Linked DNA regions of Homo sapiens: regions 1 and 2 are each linked to region 3. Evidence: chromatin loops called from intact Hi-C (ENCODE). Cell type or tissue: heart right ventricle. All regions are shown on one strand.

What was found. A loop is a pair of places that touch in the nucleus more often than their neighbours do. Peaks named below come from ENCODE experiments on the same cell type or tissue, not always from the same donor. Only the 100,000 strongest peaks of a DNase experiment are listed, where the experiment ranks them.
Region 1: it touches region 3 in a loop (11-fold over the local background); 92 of 110 quality-filtered maps call a loop at or near these places.
Region 2: a loop joins it to region 3, with 3.0 times the contacts of the local background. A loop is called at or near these places in 25 of 110 quality-filtered maps.

The regions. Positions count from the first base shown.
Region 1 is chr10:96,510,535-96,518,534 of GRCh38, forward strand. It overlaps TLL2 (tolloid like 2), which reads right to left and starts at 3,392. Exons shown (of 21, transcript NM_012465.4): 1 at 2,977-3,392. The coding sequence starts at 3,151. TM9SF3 (transmembrane 9 superfamily member 3) reads right to left here. Exons shown (of 15, transcript NM_020123.4): 15 at 7,576-8,000. RefSeq lists enhancers at 1,464-1,983, 3,173-3,242. In heart right ventricle, CTCF peaks have their summits at 868 (motif pointing left), 3,316 and 3,527; DNase peaks (open chromatin) are centred at 857, 2,162, 2,746 and 3,397; H3K4me3 peaks cover 3,198 bases; H3K27ac peaks cover 2,095 bases.
Region 2 is chr10:96,739,689-96,747,688 of GRCh38, forward strand. It overlaps the pseudogene RNU6-1274P. Among named protein-coding and RNA genes, the nearest start is that of PIK3AP1, 23 kb to the left of the region's middle. RefSeq lists enhancers at 1,510-1,579, 4,402-4,451. In heart right ventricle, a CTCF peak has its summit at 4,522; a DNase peak (open chromatin) is centred at 1,433; H3K27ac peaks cover 1,581 bases; H3K27me3 peaks cover 860 bases.
Region 3 is chr10:96,392,623-96,400,622 of GRCh38, forward strand. TLL2 (tolloid like 2) reads right to left here. Exons shown (of 21, transcript NM_012465.4): 11 at 4,564-4,680; 12 at 3,253-3,398; 13 at 2,565-2,760. Among named protein-coding and RNA genes, the nearest start is that of OPALIN, 38 kb to the left of the region's middle. RefSeq lists an enhancer at 4,492-5,020. In heart right ventricle, a CTCF peak has its summit at 3,501 (motif pointing right); DNase peaks (open chromatin) are centred at 3,509 and 5,455; H3K27ac peaks cover 3,032 bases; H3K27me3 peaks cover 1,611 bases.

The sequences.
Region 1 (8,000 bases), 120 kb after region 3:
ATTTATAAAAAGTATCTAACTATATTTCAAGCACTGTTCTAAGTACTTTATCAGGAATCATCCCCATTTACAAATGAGGAAGCTAATGCCCAGAGAAATCAAGTGATTTGCCCAAGGATACACAGCTTGTAAGTGGCAGAGTAAATGGTAAAAATGGTATTAAAAATTGCAAAAGTAGTGAAATGGTAAAATTAGAAATGGTAAAATTACCAGTTTGTTCAGCTTCTAAGAGGTTGGGCTAGAACCAAAGATCATAGACTCATAGAACACTGGATAGGAAGCAGCCAGGGGGCTCACACTGAAGTGCTTGCAAGGTATGAAGTAGGCCCAGGGCAAGACGGTTGATGAGGACCAAGAGCACAAGCTCTCTGGACATGTCACTTTGTAATTCTAACAAGGCAGACATTTTCATTCTGCAGGTAAGGAACTGAGGCCCAGAGAGGAGGGGAGTCGTCCCGGTAACACAGATCCTGAAAAGCCAGGAACAGATTCAAGACCCTCCCCTCTGCATTCTGAGTCCACAGTAGGAATGGAGACCCACACCAAGAAGGGACAGTGGGAGGTGTTTTAGCTTTGCAGCCCTGAGGCAGGTCCTAAAAGGAGAGCTTCTGGCCAGAAGAGTCAGGGAGTTAGGATTTCACTGAGATAGAATGGGAGGCTGCCCCTAAAGGTTTGCCTTAAATATGCAACCAGGAAATGCAGTGTCCCGCTAGCCAAGAGGCAAGTCCTTTCTCTGAGACTTCAGTACACTGATGAACTGCTTGCTGGCCTTCCAGACAGCTGTTCTCCAGGTCAGGCAATTTCCAAGAGGATGGGCGGACTGAGATGTTACCTTTTCCCCCAGGTTGTCCTTATCATCGCCCTCTTCTGGCCACTCTTAGCATCAGTGTAGCCCAGGGAGAGGCCAATGAGTTGGGAGAATTCAAGGAGTCTGAGGAGGGTGCCTGCAGCTGGCTGAAGCCACACTGGCCATATCCTCTGCCTTCCAGCCCTGCCTGTGCATCCCATTCTGTCTGTGAAGAATCACAGAATATGCGTGCCCCTGATTATCTTGCATTTTCTCTAAAATTACTGGGGAAAATGAGGCTGTAACAGGCAAGCCTGCCTCAGGGTTATCCTCCAAGGCTGAGACGGGGAGCTGGCATGCCTCTTTCACATCTGGATTCACAAGTGCCCAGACCAGCACCCAGCATACTGGAGATGCACAATACATTCCTGAGCAAATCAATCACTTCCCCACTCCGGGCCTCAGCGGCCCACACTGCCTCCCAGAGTCCCCAGGTCACACCCAGCAGGGTCTAGGATCTGACAAGTGGGGGAGGTGGTCCAGCCACTCCCTTTATCCCACACCTATTTTCCCAGCTTCAGTGGCCCTCTTTTCAGGGCCAGGCTGCCATTCCAATAGTGCTCTGGAGCCTCTTCTCCCTGGCCTTGAATTAGGTCCCATAAGGAACTCATGGTACCTGGGCCAGGCATGCTACCTGCTGAGGTTTTCTCCAGTTGTCCAGGAACCAACTCCTCTGCCCACCTTCCTAACTCAGAAGCCCCAAGAGATACAGCAGTAGGTAGATATTCTGCAGGAAACTTCCCTTACTAAGACCAGGCCCCTCAAGACTAGTTTGATCTCAAACCTTCACAAGATTCTCAAGTCTCACAAACTCCTCCTGCCTCCTAGTAACCTGGTCTTCCCCAGACTTTACCCAGTTCTGACCCTCCCAACCCCCAGCCTAGACCCGAGCCACTGCAGTGATAGAAACAATAAAAAATAACGACAATGCCATCATTTCACTTGCAGAGAATTTTCCCACAAATCACCTGAGTCCTCCTATAATTACTGCCACCAATTTAGAGATGAGTAACCTGGAACTGATAGAGGTTTCCAGGGCGTGAAGGGGCAACCACTGGCCCACAGGCCCCGCAGAGACCTGGCCGGCCACAGCCCCGGGAAGGAGCACCTGCCTCGCCGAGGGTGGAGGTCGCGCTCTTCCCTCCCCATTCTTCTCTGCCGACCGCCAAGTGAAACGGGGCCCCACAAAGCCGGAGATAAACACCACTACTCGCGGGACACTGGCCATGGGCCAGGAGCGTCTGTGCGAGCCTCTGAGCCCAGCATCTCCCTGGGAGCGTGAGCGTGAGCACCCCTCTGTCCGTGCTGGAACTGCCCCACACTCATCAGCTTGCTGGAACATGCGCTTGGCCCTTCGGAGGCTAACGCTTCAACGACTCCAGCTCGGAAGCCGCTCCCCTCAGGACTCACGAGCCGATCAGTGGCCCCGAGGAAGCGGGAGCTGCAGCGCCCGGGCGGCGATTGCGCCCGAAAGGCCCGTACGTCCTGGGGCGCCGCTTCCTGGAGGGATTAGAGCACCTGCCGGCTTCCATCTCCGCCCGCCCAGAGCGACCCTCAGGCCGGTACCGCTACAGGGAAGTTTCCGGCTATTCGAGTCTTGCTCATTCTCCCTCGGCGACCCCTTTCCTTTTGCCCGCTGTGACGCTTTTCTTTTTAAAATCTCCCAAGAGTAACCACAGATCTTGGGAAACTTTGCGCGAAACTTAAAAATGCTGTGAAATCGGAGCCAGGAACTCCATCTGAGCCTCGGAGCGCCGCGCCCAGTCCAGCTCTTCTGCTCCGGCCCGGAGCGTCTGGCGGTGGCCAGTGCTGCCCACTCGCTGTCAGGCGGCCCTGGCACCCACCCCGGCCCCTGGGCGCCCTCTCGGCCTCTGGCACCCGCTCTGATTCGCTTTGGGAACGCGCCAGCTGTCGCCCCCCGGTGCGCACCGCAAACCTGGGGCCGGGACATCCCAGCCTCGGAGTGGTTTTTAAGCAATTCCTCGGAGGCATTGTCTTCCGGGGGAGCCGGGGATCTCAGGGGAGGGGAGGGGAGACCCGCCCCATAGACGGTAGTGCAGGCTTGCCCACCACCTCATTTGCATTTCAAAGGCAAACTTCTGCGGGACTTCCCCAGCGGCGGCACCTACCGGCTTTGCAAGGGTCGTGGTAATGCTCCAGCTGCTGCTCCGTGCCCTCCTCGCCGTCCAGCTCTGAGTAGTCTGCGGTGGCGTCCGGGCGCTCCCCGAGTCCCCCGGCGCCGCGAGGCAGCGGCAGCAGCAGCAGCAGTGACACCAGGGCCCCAAGTGCAGTCGCCCGGGGCATGGTGGCGCGGGGCCGGCTGGGGCAGAGGGAGTTGCGTGCACGAAAGCTCAGCTCGGCCGAAAGACGGCGCACACTGGGTCGGTCGGCTCCGGCCGGGACTCGGTGGTTACACAGGGCTGCTGGGCATGGCTCAGGCGCGGAGCAAGCGGAGCGCGGCGCCCCCTGTCTTCGTCGAGGCAACCGGGAAGCAGCCGCTCGGAGCTACTTGCCCGGCGGCCGAGGCTGCGGCGGCTGCGAGTGTGGCGGTGGCGGCGGTGGTTGGAGCAGTGGCCGCTCCGCCCCTCTCCACCAGGGCTGGACCACACAGCCTTCGCCCGGGGCCCTAAGCAGCCAATCACTCGGGCGCCCGAGGCGAGGCCCCTCCTCTTCCCGGCACCTTCGCAACTTCGGAGGCAGGCGAGCGAGGTGAAGATGCTGGAGCCAAAGGCCGGGGCCAGCTCCGCACCCACCCAGCCTAAGGCGCCTGCCCGGGGCGCCACCTCGGCCTCTGGCTCCCGAGAATGCTGCTCCTGAAGATCGGGACTGGGCTTCTCGCCTTGTTTTATTTCCATAACTCACTTTACAACTCCCCGATGCACACGTGGCCAGAGTGGTTAGAACTCGGAGCGCTGGACCAGGAGCCCTGTGTACGGATTCATGTCACTACCAACTGGCTATGTGCATTCGGGCAGCTGCTTCTTTGCAGGGATGAGTGAATGTCTCTCAGGTCCCTCTCAGCAAAGAAAAAAAAATCGAGGATTTCGATTCTCTCAGCTCTCTCCACATTCCCTAGTCGAGCCATGAAGGGCGCTTGCTGGCGGCAACTAACCTAACCTAGTGGCCGGCGATAGGTAATGAAAAAAGATTTAAGTCCACAGATTTCCCCTCTCGGTGACCCTATCTTTCAGTAAAACCGTCTAAGATGCTTCACACAGTCAAAAAGACACAAATGAACAGCTGTACGTGCTACTTGTGTTAAATTACAGACATGTTTTTATTAAATAAGCCACTCACCGTTAACTTGATGGAATAAAAATGACCAATTTCTGAAGTCTGTTTTTTTTTTGCCAATTAAAAACATATGCCCAAATAATGACACTAATCAAGAGCTATTTGAAACCCACTTCTATTTTGTACCTAAAATGTAAAAATTCTCAGAACTGAGCCATTTTGATTTAGAGATATAAAAAGTATTATTACTGTGAGGCTTTTCAAAGATCTTTTTATGCAAGTAAAATGGCCCTGTCAACTATAACACACAAATGTGTATGTGTAGAAATGTTTTGCATCATGCCCAGTAGAATCTTTTTTCAATTTAAACTGCAAGCAGAAAAATGGACAACTTTCCTTTTGGATTTCCACATGGTTTCACATACATCAATGACAAAATAGTCAACAGGGAGCCCAGAGCTGGGCTTCACATCAAACTCTGAATTTCTTGCACTTATGGTCATCTGTCTTCTCATCTATCAACTGGGATAACAAGTCCTTCACACAAGTAAAGGGCTAAAAGTTAACTATTGGAAGGATGCTACTCATATTTTGTCCTCGTTCTTAGAAAGAAATGCAATGTTGACCCTGCCTCATGCTGTTTTCATCAAATGGGCACATAACATACAGAATGGAGCCAGACAGGGCAAGATCTGGTTAGAAACTGGCAGGTGGAAGGAAGGAATTTGAAGAGGATAAATGCCACCAAATGGCAGGAAGGCCAAGTGGCCAGCGCATAGGCAAAGGAGTGGGAGGGGGTTGAATGGCATGCATTTCTGCCTGAAAGCCAGGAGTCAAACCCAACGCCATAGCTCTCTGCATTCACCCCCATGAAGGTCATCACCTCTCAGTAGACGAGTCCAAAGAGTCAACATCTAAAAGGCCTAACAAACTTCTGTGACACTTCCAGGTCTCCAGATGGCACTAGGCAAACCACCAACTGGCTTCCTTATTAGAAGGGAATTCCTCTGGAAAATAGACATGAGAGGCCACCTCTTGTGCAAGCAATGAGGTTGTGAGCTTTTATGACCTCTAATGCCCAGCTGGTGAGTAGTGGCCAGGTCTTCTCACCAACACCCTTTGTCCAAATATTTTGAAGACAGTGGTGTTGAAGAATGAACAAGCTGCACAGTTTTATGTTATTAAAGTAGAAGGCCAGTTTAGTTGCTACTTTGGCTATCAACCAATAAATGGCAACAAAATATTTGGTTCACTAGAAAGATCAGAAAAGAATAATTGAAAAGGGACACCATAAGATAGAACTATAAAAGCTAAACTCTAATCTGGGTTTAGATGATTTTTATAATGTATTTTTCTTTAATTTAAAAACCATGAAAAAACTGGAGGTAGAGTAACAGGCTTTATGACATAAAACTGCTCAACTTAGCTCCATTATTACATTAATAATTACTTCAGGGTTTCCTCTGCCATATCTCTGGGTCCTCTGTGAACCTGAACAAGTGTTTTTCTCCTCTTAGATGTCCATCTCCCACCCAGAGTAACTGGGTTCTCTTGCCCCTTCAAGTCTACTGAGTTTTATCCACCTGGGCCACTTTCTCATTTTGCCTTTCCAAGCGACTATACATGATAATTTGTTCCAGGCCAGCTCATTCCTTCATTTACATTGCTCACCACTGAGAAGATACTCAGTTTTCTGGAGAATGTAATTAAAGATACTACAATTTTTAGCAGCTGCTTAAAACCCTTCCTGGCTCTCCAAAACCTTTATTCAAGTTCTTCAGGGTGGCATAACAGGTCCTCCGTCCATCATCAAGCCTTCCTTTCACCTTTCCAGTCTTGGCTCCTTACAACTCCCACATTCCAGTCTTCTGGCATTAAAACACCCTGCAGTCATCCTAACAAGGCTGCTTCACACCCTCCATGTCTCTGCCTGGGACACACTGATAATCGCATATCCCACATCCTCATGCCAGCATTGCAGCTACCCTATCTGTGACACTTACCTATCCAGGACTGCCCTTTCTGGTCTATAACTGCAGCAGACCTCTCTGACCAACCCCAACTTAGAATCACCTTCCATGTCTCACTTTCTAGACTCTCCCTTTTCTTCACTGACCTTCAATATTAAGTCTTGCAATCCTAGTGGCTTAGACTGAGACACTAAGAATAACCATAACATTGGCCAGCCCCACTTATATCAATTTTCCCCTGCAACCATCTCCCACATTTTTTTCCTTTGAAATCGCTGTCAAGCAAAGTAATCGTGCAAACTTTGAAAATCATTTCAAATAATCAAGTAATTTAAAATACATTTGTAAACTACACTGATTCCACATGTCCCAATTAGGCTTATTCCCCCCTTTTCTAATGTTATATTGCAGAGTAACAGTTCCACAAAAATAGTTCACTTGAAATCAAGAAGCTGGCTGCATACGAGTCCCTTCTGTCCTTAGTTTTCCAACCAGACAAAAAGTGTTCATTAAAGAAATAAAAAGTAATCCAAATTTGTACCAATGATGTGGCTAACGGGAATTGCCAAGTACAGGTGTTGACTGAGGCACCTAATAAAACTAGGGGAAAAGAACCAAGGAGGTTGGTCAGGATTTTTAAAAACTAGTCAGAAACGGAAAAACAAAACATACAAATAGACATGGAGAAATTAACCACTGATTTCAATGTGGCACAATAAAAATAATCTCTTCCATTCGTATAGAACACTAATTTTCAATGTGACTTCTACATATATTACCTGCCTCCCAGGCTAGAGAGGGTGACACCCCCATTTTACAGTTACAATAGTCAAGACAACAGGGCCCTGAATCTTGATGACTTCTGGGCTAAACATAAGAGCACCTTTAGCTGTGGTTTCTTATCCATAAAACACAGCTATCTACTCTACCAGCTTCACAGGATGGTTGTGAAGGAACAAGTGAAACTGCTTTGAAAAAGTAGTAAATGCTAAACAAATGCAAAGAATCATCAATCAGAGGATGGCAGGCAAATAGATGGTAAAGTCTGAGTGTAAGAGTCAGAATAGGTATACAAAAAAGTCAAAAGAATGGCAATAAAAGAAAAATCATTCTTAAGAAAGACCAATCTTATTCACTGGACCATTCTCTCAACTTTACTGTATATTACAGTTCACTTTTGAAATACAAATTTAAACCTTAAATTTTAAATACATCATTCCAGGGGTTAGCGGACTATGGCCTGTGGGCCATTTTTGTGAAGTTATACTGGAACATAGCCATGCTCATTAGTTTATGTAGTCTACTATGGCTGCTTTGGTGCTACAACGATAGTTTCAACAGAGACTGCATAGCCCTCAAAGCTGAAAGTATTTACTATCTAGACCTTCACAGAAAAAGTCTGCAGACCCCTGCTTTAATTGTGGAAAACTATTACTAAGTTATTCATTTGCCTGTCAATAATGGGTTATCCCTTATGCTTGGTTCATGTTTCAAAAAGGAAAGAAATAAGGAATCCAAAGGAAGTACATTTAACTTTTTATTACTTTTTAAAAATCCAAATTCAGATAAATTAACACACTAGGTTAGAACCTCAATTGTATTTGATACATTATATACTGGATTTCTATTACTAAAAAGCCAGTTGGAATATGGCCTATACGAACCAAAGAGTGTATACAAAATGGAAGTGGTCATCAGGCAATAATTGTTTCCTTGGAACTCTGCACCGACTGTCCATGCTCTGTGGGGACTTACACATTCAAGTTTGACAGTTGAAAAACCAACTGGAGCTGCTTTTCCAAGAATGTTCTGTTGTCCTTCAAATAGAATTCCATGTTATTTCTTTCTTGCCTTAAGCTCTTATATCTTTCAAATGACCTAAGCTGATGAACTGGAGTAAACACAAACTGCTGCAGTTATCAATTAGCAAGCCTAGTTCACCAATACTT
Region 2 (8,000 bases), 350 kb after region 3:
AAGAAAGAGAGAGAGGGAGGGAGGGAGGGAAAGAAAGAGAGAGAGAGAGGGGAGGGGAGGGAAGGGAAAGGAAGGGAAGGGAAGGAGGGAGGGAGGAAGGAAGGAAGAAAGAAAGAGAGAAAGAAAGAAAGAAATTATGTTTTTGAGACGGAGTCTCACTCTTGTTGCCCAGGCTGGAGTGCAATGGCGCGATCTTGGCTCACTGCAGCCTCCGCCTCCCGGGTTCAAGCGATTCTCCTGCCTCAGCCTCCCCAGTAGCTGGTATTACAGGCATGTGCCACCACACCCGGCTAATTTTTGTACTTTTAGTAGAGATGGGGTTTCGCCATGTTGGCCAGGCTGGTCTTGAACTCCTGACCTCAGGTGATCTGCCTGCCTCGGCCTCCCAAAGTGTTGGGATTACAGGCGTGAGCCACCACACCCAGCCAAAATAATATTTTTAAAATTAAGATAATTCTATCTACAAATGCAGAAAAGACTCCTGTTTTAGCTGTAGACTGCCTTGGTCCAGGGTACCGCAAAGCCTAGTTTAAGAGTCACTGCCAGGTCACACGTCATAGGTCCGTCACACACACTCAGCAGCCCTTCCACCGAGGCAGCCCTGACCTTCTGTTGAGCCTTGCCCCTTGGGCCGTCCTAGGCCTCCAAGAGCTGGCCATATGGGTAGGCCCAGATTCTCATGGGGGTCCTCCTACGCATGGTAAGTGGGAAAGAAATCAGCTTTCTCTCCTGGGCAGCTCATGGACTTTGCTGGGGGATGAGGGCTCCTCTGTGAACTGTGAGGGAGCTGTTGCCTCCTGAACCCTTCCCTGGAGGGTCTCCTTCCTCTGGGACTCTCTCGCCTCTGTGTCCCTTCACTAGCAATTGGTCTTGGGTCCTGACAACAGGGATCAGGGCTTGGGGCTATAGATTTTGTGTGTACATGATGTCTTCCTCATCTGGCATTTTCTACCTTCCAATGTCCTTAAAGTCCACATATGACTTGCCTAATCCAAAGCTCCTTTTCTATTTAGAATTTCTGCAAGCCTTTCCCACCCCTTCTTCTGTAACCTCCATTAGCTTAGGCACACTTCCCTTTCCCAGGTTGGCCAGCCCTCTGGCAGAAGTCCCTCAACCATCAGCCAATCCGAGTCTGGCAAGGCTCATGATTTAAAATAAATATATACATAGACATAGATGATGTAGATATAGCCACAGGTCCTTCTATTAGTGCTTGTTTTTCATCATTCTAAGGAATCCTCAACCACATAGACAGTTGACTAGAAGACCTCACACATGTGCATTGAAATTTCCTCCTGGATATGTCACCTCCCTCAAATTGTTCAAGCTCCCAAGAAGCTGTACAGGAAAGGGTCCCGGGTTTCAGGGTTGGAGAACTCAGCAGGGCGTCCCACGGATGTTTCGACACTTCCCGTTCCCCTTCTGGGCCCTGCGCCTGCCCTGAGCTGCAAAGTCGCCCAGAACAGCCACCTCTCCCTGCCTCACTGACTGCAGCTCTGCCCAGCAACATCTCCTTCCTGACTCATGAGGCAGCTCACTCCCTAAAAACCTCCCCTAAACCCCCTCCGTGTCCCTGCAGGGTCCTTCTTCCCCCATTTCCCCTGTCCACACACACTTCTCTCACTTGTCCCCACATTCTATTTATTTTTCAGTTTATTGTGGTTACTGATTTACCTTTTTTTTAATTTTAATTTTATTTATTTATTTTTGAGACAGAGTCTCGCTCTGTCACCCAGGCTGGAGCGCAGTGGTGCGATCTCAGCTCACTGCAACCTCTGCCACCTGGGTTCAAGCAATTCTCCTGCCTCAGCCTCTTGAGTAGCTGAGACTACAGGCGCCCACGACGACACCCAGCTAATTTTTGTATTTTTAGTAGAGACAGAATTTCATCATGTTGGCCAGGCTGGTCTCAAACTCCTGACCTCAGGTGATCCACCCACCTCAGCCTCTCAAAGTGTTGGGATTACAGGCGTGAGCTACAACGCCTGATTCCCTTATTTTTTTTCTTTAGAGAAATAAGGTATTGCTCTCTCGCCCAGGCTGTAGTACAGTGATGCAATCACAGCTCACTGCCACCTCAAAATCTTGGGCTCAAGCCATCTTCCTGCCTCAGCCTCCCGAGTAGCCGGGACTACAGACACATACCAACATGCCAAGCTAACTCAGTTCATTTTTGGTAGAGACCGGGTCTGGCTATATTGCCCAGGCTGGTCTTGAACTCCTGGCCTCAAGCAATCCTCCCACCTCAGCCTCTCAAAATGCTGGGATTACAGGCAGAATGCACCATGTCTGGCCTTGTTTTACTTTTTAATGTAAAACTAATATATATTTATCATGAAAGAGGAGGGACTGGGCACGGTGGCTCATGCCTGTAATACCAGCACTTTGGGAGGCTGAGGCGGGCAGATCACAAGGTCAGGAGTTCAAGGCCAGCCTGGACAATATGATGAAACCCTGTCTCTACTAAAAATACAAAAAGTATCTGGGCATGGTGGCGCGCACCTGTAGTCCCAGCTACTCCAGAGGCTGAGGTGGGCGAATTGCTTGAACCCAGAAGGCAGAGGTTGCAGTGAGCCGAGATCACGCCACTGCACTCTAGCCTGGGCGACAGAGCAAGACTCCATCTCAAAAAAGAAAGGGGAGGGGAGGGGGAGAGAGAGAGAGAGAGGAAAGGGAGGGGAGGGGAGGGGAGGTAAAGCAAGCCCTAGATGAGGAATTAACTAGTTCTGGATATGGACTGTGTTGGTGGGACCAACTTAAAGACAGAAGAAAAAGAATAGAAAAACCCGCTCCATCTCCTTTAGTGTTCCCTGCCTCCCCAGAAAAATATACTTTCTTAAAGGTGCAAATGAAAATTGTGAACCCAATGCTGGCTATGATCTTTTTGAGGTCCACTGAGCAACGCAATATTCTCCTTGGGTTAAATTTGTGTTACATTTATCTGAATCGATTGAAATTCAAGAAACTATAGGCAAAAAAGTATTTAATACTCAGTGCAGAAAAATTAAAACAGCAAAGTCAAAAGGCAAAAATAAAAATAAAAATAAGCCGCAGTCTCCTCAGTGAGCAGCAGCACCGTAACAAGACAATGCATTCAGGCTTTCCTGATGCTTCTATATAAACAGGTCGACAGTCTCTCATCTGTAATTCCCCCAGGCAAAAATCCCTGGAACCACAAGGTTGTTTTGTTTTTGTGTTTGTTTTCCAAGTTTGTAGTGAATTTATTTGGCTGCACCACCTGATCCAAACTGATGTGGTGCTATTTATATTCTTCAGTTATCTCACTTAATGTGAATACTCGTATGTTTCACTGCAGAAATATTAATGAATTTGGCTGTCGTGAGTTGCTACTTCAAGCACACTAAGGATGTTCCATAATTATACACCTTTGTAAAATCTGAAAAAGTTTGAATCACAAAATACATTGACCCCCAAGGGTCAGAACAGTGGACCTGAATACTTAAAAGAAGCGATGATAGTGCTCACTGCGGCAGCCCATATACTAAAATTGGGACAATACAGAGAAGATTGGCATGGCCCCTGTGCAAGGATGACATGCAAATTCACGAAGCATTCCATATTAAAAAAAAAATTGTTTTAGGCCGGGCACGGTGGCTCATGCCTGTAATCCCAGCACTTTGGGAGGCCGAGGCGGGCCGATCACTTGAGGTCAGGAGTTTGAGACCCACCTGATCAACATGGTGAAACCCTGTCTCTACTAAAAATACAAAAATTAGCTGGGCGTGGTGGCGGGCCCCTGTAATCCCAGCTACTCGAGAGGCTGAGGCAGGAGAATCTCTTGAACCCGGGAGGTGGAGGTTGCAGTGAGCCAAGATCACACCATCGCACTCCAGCCTGGGCAACAAGAGTGAAACTTCATCTCAAAAATAAAATAAGATACAAAAATTAGCTGGGCATGGGGTCATGCACCTATAGTCCCAGCTACTTGGGAGGCTGAGGCTCGAGAATCACTTGAACCTGGGAGGTGGAGGTTGCAGTGAACCGAGATTGCACCACTGCATTCCAGCCTGGGTGACAGAGCAAGACTCTGTCTAAACATAAATAAATAAAATAAAAATGTTAAGAATTAAAAAAAAATAAGTGATGATAAAACAGTGATGCTGTACAGCATCTACATGTTCTAGGTACTGCCAAGCACTTTGCATATATTAATCAAATGCTTGTAACAATTCTATAGGGTAACTACTATTACCTTCATCTGCATTTTACATATGAGGAACAGGATTACATTGTACCTACTGTTTCACGCTTGCTTTCTGCACTTAATATGTCTTGAACATATTTCAATTGAGTGAACATTCATCCACAGCACTGTGGCTGCATCATGCCCTGTTGTGCGGCTGTGCTATCATTTCACCTGTCCTCTGGTACTGGACACTTAGGTTGCTTCCATACCCTTTCTTTTTGGTGCATTTCTCTGTGAGACCCTTCAGTAGAGGCTTGTGAGTCATCCCTCTCAAACCTTTGATCATGAGAAAACAGCACACCCCAGTGGCTATTGGCTCCTTGAGAGGAAGCTATATCTTCCTACCTCTTGACCATTTCCCTTTTATTTTTTATTTTTTCCTATTCTAACAGAAATGTGCTCGTTCTTTGTATATCTCTGTCTAATCTCCCAGCATCTGAGAGATCCATTTTGCCATTGCTGGGGCAGGATCTGAGATGGCCGGCATCCCTCACTTCAGGCAACACGGCCTCTTTGGTTTCCTACCCTGATGTCCTGTCGGTTCTACTGACCTACTTCCCTCTCTGTGTGACTTGGTTTCAGAAGGTTAGTATGTCGTCGGTGTGAGGTCTGCATCCCTATTGTCTGATGCTACATATTTAGTTGAATGGGTCCTCTCTTGATGTCTTTTAATCTTGGTTCTTTTCCCAGAGTTGCCACTAAAATTGTCCCATGCCACTTGTATTAGTTCCCCGTGGCTGCTGTGACACATTACCACAAATTTCATGGCTTAAAACTACACAATTTTTTTTTTAAATTTTCAGATAAGGCTTCACTCTGTCACCCAAGCTGGAATGCAGTGGTGCAGTCTTGGCTTACTGTAACCTCTGCCCCCCAGACTCAAAGTGATCCTCCCACCTGAGCCTCCCAAGTAGCTGGGACTACAAGCGCATGTCACCATATCCGGCTAATTTTGGGGGGATTTTTTTTGTAGAAATAGGGTTTCGCCATGTTGCCCAGGCTGGTCTGAAACTCCTAGGCTCAAGCAATCTGCCCACCTCAGCCTCCCAAAGTGCTGGGATTATAGACATGAGCCACCAGGCCTGAACCAGATGTTTATTCTTTCACAATTCAGGAGGCCAAAAGTCTGGAATCAAGGTGTCAGCAGGACGGCACTCCCTCTGAAGACATGGAGGACAATCCTTCATTGCTCCTTCCAGCTTCTGGTGGCTCCAGGAGTTCCTTGGCTTGTGGCTGCATAACTCAGATCTCTGCCTCCCTCCTCATATCACCTCTTTTCCCCAGGTCTCTCTTCTATGTCTCTTATAAGAACACTTGTCATTGGATTTAGGGTCCATCCAGATAATCCAGGATGGCCTGGGCGTGGTGGTTCATGCCTGTAATCCCAGCACTTTGGGAGGCCAAGGCAGGCAGATCACCTGAGATCAGGAGTTCGAGACCAGCCTGGTCAACATGGTGAAACCCTGTCTCTACTAAAATTAAAAAAAAAAAAAAATACAAAAATTAGCCAAGTGTGGTGGCACACACCTGTAATCCCAGCTACTCCGGAGGCTGAGGCAAGAGAATCACTTGAACCTGGAGGCGGAGGCTGCAGTAAGCTGAGGTCGTGCCACTGCACTCCAGCCTGGGTGACAAGAGCAAGACTCAATCTCAAAACAAAACAAAAAAAAAACCCAACAGATAATCCAGGATGATCTCACCTTGGGATTATATCTGCAAAGACCCTTTTTCCAAATAACGTCACATTCACGGGTTCCAGGGGTTAAGATGTGGGCCACGTTTTTGGGAGCCACCATTCAACCCACAATAATATCACTCTTCCCAAGTCTAGGGATTCGTTTTTTCCCCTTCACACTCTCCAGGTGGGACCTCTCGCTCTCTCACTTCCCATCCAGGACAGCCTATCCCCCTAGGAGATCTGTCAGTGGATCTGTGTGGAGTTAGACTATGGGTATGAGAAAAATGGTTTCTTTCTTCTGCTGAACCATAAAAGAATCCCAAACCAGTCCTTTCACATACATTAAACATATTTTCTTCATCAAATTGGGTGTTGTTACTTATACTAAAACTATGGGCAGTTTTTCTTTACCCCCAAAATCAAAGTTTATATTTCAAGGAGGAGAGAGTTCTTTTTTTGAGTGCTTAGAATACAATAAATGCTGTTACACTATCTTATTTAACCCTCATAACAACCCTGAGTCTTACAACCCATTTTCTCTTCTTCAGAGAATGGAAAACTGAGGCTCAGAGAGGTTAAGTAACTTACTAAAAATCACACAGTAAATAGAGGGATACAGCTATGTCAACCCCAGAGCTTTTTGGTTCTGTCTCTACACCAAACTGCCTTTGGGAATTTTCCAGATGAGGTGAGTGCAGCACAGAGACAATAAATGGTACAGAGAAGCCAGGCATGGTGGCTCAGGCCTGTAATCCCAGCACTTCAGGAGGCCAAGGCAGGAGGATCTCTTGAGCTCAGGAGTTTGAGATTAACCTGGGCAACATAGTGGGACCCAGTCTCTAATAAATAAATAAATAAATGGCACAGAGGTCACTTAGCTAATGATGGCAACAGGAACAGAAGCTTGCTCAACTCCCAGTAATTTGCTCTTTCCCCCATACCATATTCTTGGCTTAGAACATAAGGTATCATTTGGGCTGACAGAAAGACACACATCCTGATTAAGCTCAGAAAGAACCTGAACTTTGGAGTGACAGCCCAAGTCTATTCCAGTTCCTCTGCCTGGTAACCAATGCTCCTGGACCAGTCACTTGGCATCTCTGACACTCAGTGTCCTTATCTGCAAAATGGTGTAATCAGGCATCCACCTCTTTGCATCACTGTGAGGACTAGGGAATGCGTGCTGAAATAGATGGTATGTAGAACGTGTTTCACAAACAGCAGCTATGACAACTATTCATATTTCGACTGCATGCCTCTTCAGAAGTAAAAGGCTTTTTTAATGATAAAAGAAAAAGTAATTCATGTTTATGGTAAAGAGTATAAAGCCACACCTTCCCCATCCCAAAAGATCCCAGACCTCATCCTTGAAGGTGGCTATTGTTAACAGCACCTTTTGTGTGGTTCCACAAATTTTCTACGCATTTGGAAGTATATATATATTCGTCACACAAATAGGATCATAGAAGTTCACTGCTTACTTTTTTCCCTAAGTAATTGTCCCAGTTGTGCTCCCCAGGAAGCAAACTCTGAGAAGGAATTAAGTGTGCACGGCTGGACATGGTGGCTCACACCTGTAATCCCAGCACTTTGGGAGGCCAAGGCGGGCAGATCACTTAAGCCCAGAAGTTCGAGACCAGCCTGGGCAACATGGCAAAACCCCATCTCCACAAAAAATACAAAAATTGGCCTGGTGCAGTGGCTCACACCTGTAATCCCTGCACTTTGGGAGGCCAAGGCAGGTGGATCACCTGAGGTCAGAAGTTCGAGACCAGCCTGGCCAACATGATGAAACCCCATCTCTACTTAAAAAAATACAAAAATACAAAAATTAGCTGGATGTGGTGGTGGATGCCTGTAATCCCAGCTACTCAGGAGGCTGAGGCAGAATTGGTTGAACCTGGGAGGCAGAGGTTGCAGTGAGCGGAGATTGGACCACTGCACTCCAGCCTGGGCAACAAGAGCGAAATTCCATCTTTAAAAAAAAAAAATAGAAAAATTAGCTGGGTATGGTGGTACATACCTGTAGTCCTAGCTATTCGGGAGGCTGAGGTGGAAGGATTGCTTGAGCCCAGGAGGTCGAGGCTGCAGTGAGCCGTGATCACACCACTGCAC
Region 3 (8,000 bases):
TGGAAGTCAGGGGAGGAGAAGGCCAAGGGGACTGGAATAAACAGAATTAGAATGACAACCTCATAATCATTCATGACATGTGGTAGGCAGAATAAGGCCTTCCAAAGCTGTCTACAGCTTGGCCTCTACAATCTGTGAATCTGTTACCTTAATGTAAGATTCTGCAAGTGTGGTTAAATTAAGGATCTTAATTAGGTGAAAGAAGGACTCTGCAGGTGTGGTTAAATGAAGGATCTTGGAGATGAGGAGATTCTCCTGGATTATCTGGGTGGGCTCAATGTCAACACCAGGTCCGTGTAAGGCAAAGAGGTGGAAGGAAGTTAGGGTCAGAAGGAGGAGATGTGCTGACCGGAGCAGAGGTCTGTGATGCAGCAGAGAGAATGTGGCATGAGAATGACACACTGGCCATTACTGGCTTTGACCATGGAAGGGGACCATGAGCCAAGGAATTCAGGCAGCTCCTAGAAGCTGGAAAAGGCAAAGAAATAGATTCTCCCTTAGAACCTCAAGAAGGAATGCAGCCCTGCCATCCCCTTGATTTTATCCCAGTGAGACCCATGTTAGACTTCTGACCTCCACAACTGTAGGATAATAAGTGTGCATTGTTTTAAGCCACCAAGCCTGTGGTAAATTGCTACAGCAGGAATAGGAAACCAGTCCATCACAATAGCCAGAAGAAATTGTCGCATCGGTTTTTCCAGAAAGAATAACCACTTCAAAGATTCCTTCCCTAGCAAAGACAATGAACGGGACTAAACACTACACTCGGTGTATTGACTTGCACTATTCCATTTTCTCCTGATGACAGCCTTGCAATCACCTGGCAGCATTGTCTCTCCAGGTAGAGAGACTGGAGCTTGTGCAACAGAAGCTGTGCAACTGGAGAAATCATGCAACTTGCTTGAGGCCACCCAGCCGGTGTCACTGCTGCCAAGTCAGACAGGGGCCACCCCAGGCTGGGAGACACCAGGCATGTGCAGGCTGGGCCAGGGTGGGATTGGGGCTGTGAATTTCCAGGCATCTCAACTAAGGCTGTCATATCTTCCCTGTGCAATCAGAAGCTGACCTGCTTTCAAAATACAAGTGCTATGGCCTGGCTTTTTTTTTCTTTTTTTTCTTTTTTTTTTTGGCTTGAGAAAGAAGCAACTCAGTTTTGTCTCCAATCCTTCAGCGCCATCATGATTCTCCTCTGCTGCTGTTTGGGTTTTGCTCTTCCCCGATACCTCAAAATAGGAAAAAATAACAGCCCCACCCCTTGTTTGTCACCTGCCAGCTTTTAAGTGCCTCCACAGCCGTCCTTTCTTTGGGGCTTCACAACAATTGCTTAGGTACAATGGGCAGATGTCCTTCTTCCTATTTTACAGAGAGGAAAACTGAAGCTTCAGTAAGGACGAATGGCTGCCTGCTCTGGGTGACAGTGCAGAAGTGGGTTCTTTTGACACCCAGGCTGTTCACGTAGAACCTGGGAGAAGGTCTAAGATGGGGCAGAAGAGGAGAATGGAAGCAAGGGAGGGACTGGGATTTCTGTGCTGGCTCAGCCAGGAGTCCTAGGAGAGGAGGGAAGAGGAGAAAGCAGGCTCTGGGCAAGCACAAGTTGTAGGGGGGCTGGGGAAGTGGGGTCACTGATTAAGGGGCCACAGCAGCAGAGGACTGAATGTCTCTACTCAAGGGCTGCTGCTGTGCTCCTGGGCGCCCAGGCCCAATGCAGTGGGGAGCAGCCATGCTTCCCTCTTAGGGTGTGGTCTTCAGGGCTTTCAGGGGCCTGACAGCAGAGAAGGAGGACCTGCCCGTTCAAAGGAGGGTTGGAAGCTGGCTCTTCTGGGGCCAGGAAAGCTCGGTCTGCCCATGCCATTCTGGGCCTGGTTCCATCAGGACCCTACAGAGCAGCAGGTCCCCAGGGCAACACGGAAATTTGTTCCCAGAGTGCCACCCCTTATTCTCCTCCCAACCCCGATCATGTGGGGGTAAGCATGTAGTCTAGGGGCACTGATGTTCCAGGAGCTGAACACCTGGGTTGCCTCTCTGGCCCACATCAAGGAATAGTAGCAATGTTGTAGAAAGAGTTTGAGCTTAGGAATTAGGCCGACTGAATTAGATCCCCGATCTGCCACTTAACTACCTGCATGATCCTGAGAAGCCCTGCCCAGCCCTGATCCAAATCTAACTCACAGGGTTATTTGGGGAATTAAATGACATTATGTAAGTCAAGTACCTTACACAGTTCTTGGTACACAGTAGGTGATCAATTAATGATAGCTGCTATCCAAATATTTGCTGTTATTCCATGCTCAGTTTCACTACCGTGTAGTTTGCCCTTGTAAACTTATTAGATCTAATTTCCAAGTACAGAACTTTCTATCGTGTGGAAGCCAAGGCTGAGCCTGCTCCTGATCAGTTGGGAACTCTGCTGGGGGCTCACACCCAGCTCTGAAATGCATCGCTGCCTTTTCTCTGCAGGGAGCCTTGTTTGGTGGTAAGCTTCCATATGGTTTTGTGTGTCTTAGGCCAGGGGGAGCAATATTTCTTCTTGTGCCTAAAAGTGGAAACAAACTGCTAATTCATACCCTTGAAAAAATTGGCTGCAAAGCCCGCTTTATTGATAGAGCCATCGGACACAAACTTCATCCACAGTCTGTTGGAGCTCGATTTCACATCCTCCGGCTTCTCATAGCCACAAAAGTGGCCGATCAGGGCACTCTCTTCCGTGGGGCCATCCCGGACTTCCAGGTAGTCATATGCACAGCTGTCGTGCCTTTCAATCTAAAGGAAGAAACAGAGGCAAGGTGGATGGCAGATGGTTCTGCTTTAAGGTTTTTGATTTAAGAAGAGAACCCAAATATCACTCTCAAAATCTAACCAAGAGGCCAAAGGACCCAAGTGTGTCCCAGGTCTCTCCATGCTGCTTCCTAGTTCACTCCTTACTTGCAGAAGTCAAGGGTGAATCAAACTGAGAAGAGTCTAAGAGGATAAATAGAGAAGAACAATTCTACCAAACTTCCCTGGATCCCATCCTGAATTTTCACTTTGATTATTATTCTCAACCTCTCTTACTGCCCTCAGAAAGGTGTCAAACCCCATTTCAAAGCCTGCATAGATGTTGATGTCAGATGTCCGGGCACAATTCACTATGGGCTTGAGAATAGCCTCTTAGGTTCCTGTTTTTAGCCAAAAATGAAAACCCATCTTTACAGAGTGGAGGATGTCTAGCAAAAGTTGCCGTTTCCTTGGGAAGCCGGTCTGAGCAGCACTCACCTCAAAAGCTTGGAAGGTAAGTCCCACGTGAAACCCCTCTGAAACCGTAATCCTCCAGACACATTCCTTGGAAGGTCTGTAGTCATCCGGATAGTTGGGAGATTGAATCTGACCGGCATCTTTGTTCATGTCTCCCCCGCAGGTAGCTTTAGAAAGAGACATCAGGAGAGGAAGACGGGGGCCCTGGTCAGATCTTACTTAGGAAGGAAGGTTGGGGAGGCGGGGGGAACAGCGCTTGCCACCACTAGGTGGCTCCGCTCACCAACATTTTCATCTCCAGCCCACAAACACCGCGCCTCCAGAAAGGCACGATTGCATTTGTCTTTAACTCTGAATTTTTTTCATATAAAGAAAAAACCACATAAAGCAGTGGTTCTCTAACTTCGCTGTGCATCAAAATCGCCTGAGGGAGTTTGCAAACTGTGGAAGCTGGGGCCACACTCCCCAGAGGTTCTGATTCCAGTGGGTGTTGGGGAGCGCTGCGTAGCCGTGAAGTTCCCCAGGTGATTCAAGGTAGAGAGTACAGGACCGCTGGTAGGAAAGGACCCGTGCGCGCACACGTGCACACATGCGCACACATGCACATTACTTATTTTACAAAGACAAAACTTTGGCCTCTCTAAAATTGTAATAATTTAAGGCCGAAGGACCCTTGGTAATGTAAGGCCAAAGGACCCTTGGTAATTTTCTGGTAGTTTTCCCCTTTCTTTTTTTTTTTTTTTTTTTGGTAGAGGGTACGGTGGGGTGGGGAATGAGCCAGAGAAGCTCAAGACATAGAAGAAATAGAAGCACCATCACCTGGTGGCAGCTGCCTAGAGCCCAGACCTATTGGTTCCCTCTACTCAGCCACCAGGGTAGCCTCAGAGGCCCTTCTAAGAAACGCAGTTGGAAATTCCTTGATGTTGCCCAAAGTCTTCTTTTCACAAAGGAAACAAACAGAGGCCTAGAGAGGTCAGATTCTTTGCTTAGGCTCACACAGCAATTCAGAGGCTGCTATCATTTCCACAGGGTTCTAGATCCCCCCAATACCGTCCTGTATGGGGGAAGCCGACTCCTCAGCTGGCCTGGAATGAGGGTTGAGTGGGATGGCGTCAGAAGGATGGCACTACTTCTGAAGTGGGCACAGCTGGCCTCTGCTTCCAGAATGTTGCAGGAGGGGCTGTGGAATCCTCAGCTTGCCCCCTGTGGTGGCTGCCCCCACCCCTGTGGCTCTGGCCTGGAGTGTCTGGGCTGGGAGAGGGACAGTGGGCTGCCTGGGAAGGACAGAGCTTATGAGGGGCCACCGAGCAGCTGCTTTCACCTCGCACAAACCTTCGTACGCTGCAAAGAAGCCCTTGCCCAAGATGTTGCTGCTGCTGCGGAACTCCACCCAGAGCCGGCTGTCCGTGGAGACGAGGGGCTCCGGGATCTTATCGCCACAAAACCTGCCTGGAAAGTGGAAAAAGAAGCAGTTAGGAGCCCTGGGGACAGCAAGAAGGCACTGGCTTCAGGCTAGGAGGAAGCTGAGGTTCTTCACACGTGGTTTGAAGTGAGCAATAACCCTGGCTGGGACAACTTATCCTGTAGCACACACAGGATCAAAAGATGGGATTGGAAGAGTCACACAATAATGTGTGACTTAATTCTTTTTCAGGCTGACTTCAGGAGAATTCCAAATTCCCATCAAAGTATCCAGAGAAGAGCCCAGGCAGCCTCTCCCCTGCCGAGGGGTGTTGCTGAGGCTCTGAAGGTGAGGCAGGGGAAGAATGGTGAGAGAATAGAGCAGATTTCCTTTCCTGGTGTTTCCTGTTGCATGTATACCCTTCCCTTTTGGGGGCATTAGACATCTGCTTTCCTTGACTTGGGAAGGGATGCCAGGGAAAACACAGCAAAGAAATAAAACCATCTTGGCGTTTACATTTCACAAGCCTAGTTGCAATAGCAAAGATTTGGAAGGATGCACCATATTTTCCCCATCCTGGTAGCCGTAGGAGGGTTCCTAGGATGGAGGAGTGACAGGACTAGCGGGAGAGCAGCAGGGAGCCCCTAAAAGGACCCATTCCCCATCTCACCTTGAGAAAGAGATCCCAGGTAGGTTTAAGAATCTAAGAGAAGCAGAAAACTGTGTCCTCAGTCCTTGGGCAGAGTCCAGAGTGGCAGCAAGACCCTGGATTCCCCTGTTGTGCCCACCCGCCAAGGTCAGCATAGAAGTGTCTATGTGATTGTCCAGACATTTGGCCCTGAGACAGGCATGCAGAGCTCTTCAGGCAAAGTGTGGCAGGATGGCAGCAACATGATTCCAGGCCCAAGAGGGGGATGGAAGTGACTTTCCCACAGCTGAGAGGATTAGGGGAGCCATAGAATGTCTCCCAAGCTTCTAGGGGAATGTAGACCTGCACCATTCTGAACTGGCCTAGGGTTGATAAAAGGAGGAAGCCCAGTAGCCTGTATCTGGATAGAGGACTCATTGGTTAGGGATGAGAACATCCCAGCAATGCCAGTCAGGGTGGCAGGATAGATGCCCCCCGCCACCACCATGCCTTGGCATAAACTATGCCCCCAACCAGGACATACAAATTGACCAAAACTGAAAACACAAATTGACCAAAATCAAGTCCCTACTACCTGATGGAAAGGGGGATCATCATAGACAAACTTTTGTTATCGAGAAAAAAAATTAATACATTTGTATTTTCTTAGACACTTGGGTGCATGGTCTGAAATCTGGAGCCTCCACAGAGGCCTGGTCTTCCCAGTACCTGGTCATTCTTGGCCATCTAATCCCTACTGCCACGTCAGGATGGCAGCCCAGGGCGAGGTGGGAGATGGGTTCATCTTTACTGAATGGTTCAGAACACAGGCCAGCCACGGTCTATTTGGACTGGAAGACCATGGTTCTACCAAGCACCTATTGCATGAGTCACTTGGAGAATGTATTTAGCTTTGGGGGGCAATGGGGAATGGGAAGTGGCTGCTAATGAATATGGGTCTTCTTTTGGAGTGATGAAAATATTCTTTTTTTTTTTTTTTTTTTTTGAGACAGAGTCTTGCTCTGTCACCCAGGCTGGAACACAATGGCGTGATCTCAGCTCACTGCAGCCTCTGCCTCCCAGGTTCAAGGGATTCTCCTGCCTCACCCTCCCAAGTAGCTGGGACTACAGGCACGTGCCACCATGCCCAGCTAATTTTTTATATTTTTAGTAGAGATGGGGTTTCACCGTGTTAGCCAGGATGGTCTCAATCTCCTGACCTCATGATCTGCCCGCCTCAGCTTCCCAAAGTGCTGGGTTTACAGGCATGAGCCACCGCGCCTGGCTGTGATGAAAATATTCTAAAATTGATTGTGGTGACACAACTCTGAGCATGCTAAAAACCATTGACTGGTATACTTTAAATGGTGAATTGTATGGTCCAGAAATTATATCTGAATATTTTTTTAAAGTCCAATTCACAGATATGTCACGGGTACTCTTACTGCCAGTGCTATGTTAGGCAGTGGACAAACCACGTGAGGCTATGAGCAGGTGAGGTTAGGGGAGGAGTAAAGGCCACTGTAGGCATCTCCTAAGGGCCAGCTGTGTTGTACATGGTTTGGGGAAACATGGGGGTAAAGGCTGTTAATCTCCTCTGCTTCCTTCCAATTCTGACCACCTGTAGCCTTTTGGAATTGGGGAGATTAATATTAAGTGAGATGAGATGAAACTCCTGCCAAGAATTTGGCAAGAAAAAATCCACCAGAAGCCTTTAAATTTTCAGTAATGGTTTCTCTGGCACGGCCAATTAGTGTCAAGTGATTTTTGGAAAATGACAGGCAAGCCTGGGGAAGTACTGCTTACCAATGAGGACACGGAGCAATTAGACAGTGCCGGTTCACAAAAGGAATTCCTTCTTAGCCTAGCCCAAGTTTCAAATCCAAGTTTCTCCTTTTAAAACCCAGCTGTCACAGCCACTGAGGCTTGTTTCCAAAAGAGAGGGAGACTTTCACTGCCTCGTCTCCTAAGGACCTAAGCAGATGAGATGAACCACGCACCACCCAAGGGCCATTAGACAGCCTGTCTCTGCTGAGTACTCGGCAGGAGGCAGGAATTGCAGCCTGAGGTATATTTTACTGCCTTGGCAAAACTAGACTTCGTAGAACAAATTACAAATTATTCCTAAGCACTCTCCCCAAATCACTTTGTCACTCTTAACTAGAATCCTCTACTTTGTCCCTTAACTGATGTCTCAGTGTTCTCATCTTCACCATAATGGTTCTAATAAAAGCCCCTTTTTTATTGACTATGTCTATGCCAGACACTGTCCTAAGCACTTTACATGGATTATCTCATTTCATCCCAATACTCTCTGAATTAGGTACTATTATTAATCCCACTTCACAGACGAGAAAACTGAGAGTCAGAGAATTTAACTCTCAAAGCTGTAAGTAAGAGCAGGATTTGAACCAGAGCAGTCTGAGACCTTCATCATCAGTATCACTTTCTTCATCATCACCACTACTACCATCAAAAAAAAAAAAAAAAAAAAAAACAAAACCTTCACTGACTGAGGCACAGTTCTGAACATTGTACAATTTTGGATAGATAGACATCAAATCTACTCTCTAGTAATGTAGATGTCATCCCCATTTCCCAGTTTGGAAACAGACAAGTAGGAATGAAGATCAAAGCCTCAAACCATAAAGCAATTCTGTGGAAATGCCAGTCTTGGCTGTTTGACTCACTGCATCATTTCTGCTCATTTGGGAGGCTGCCCCTGGCTAGGGAGCCTGA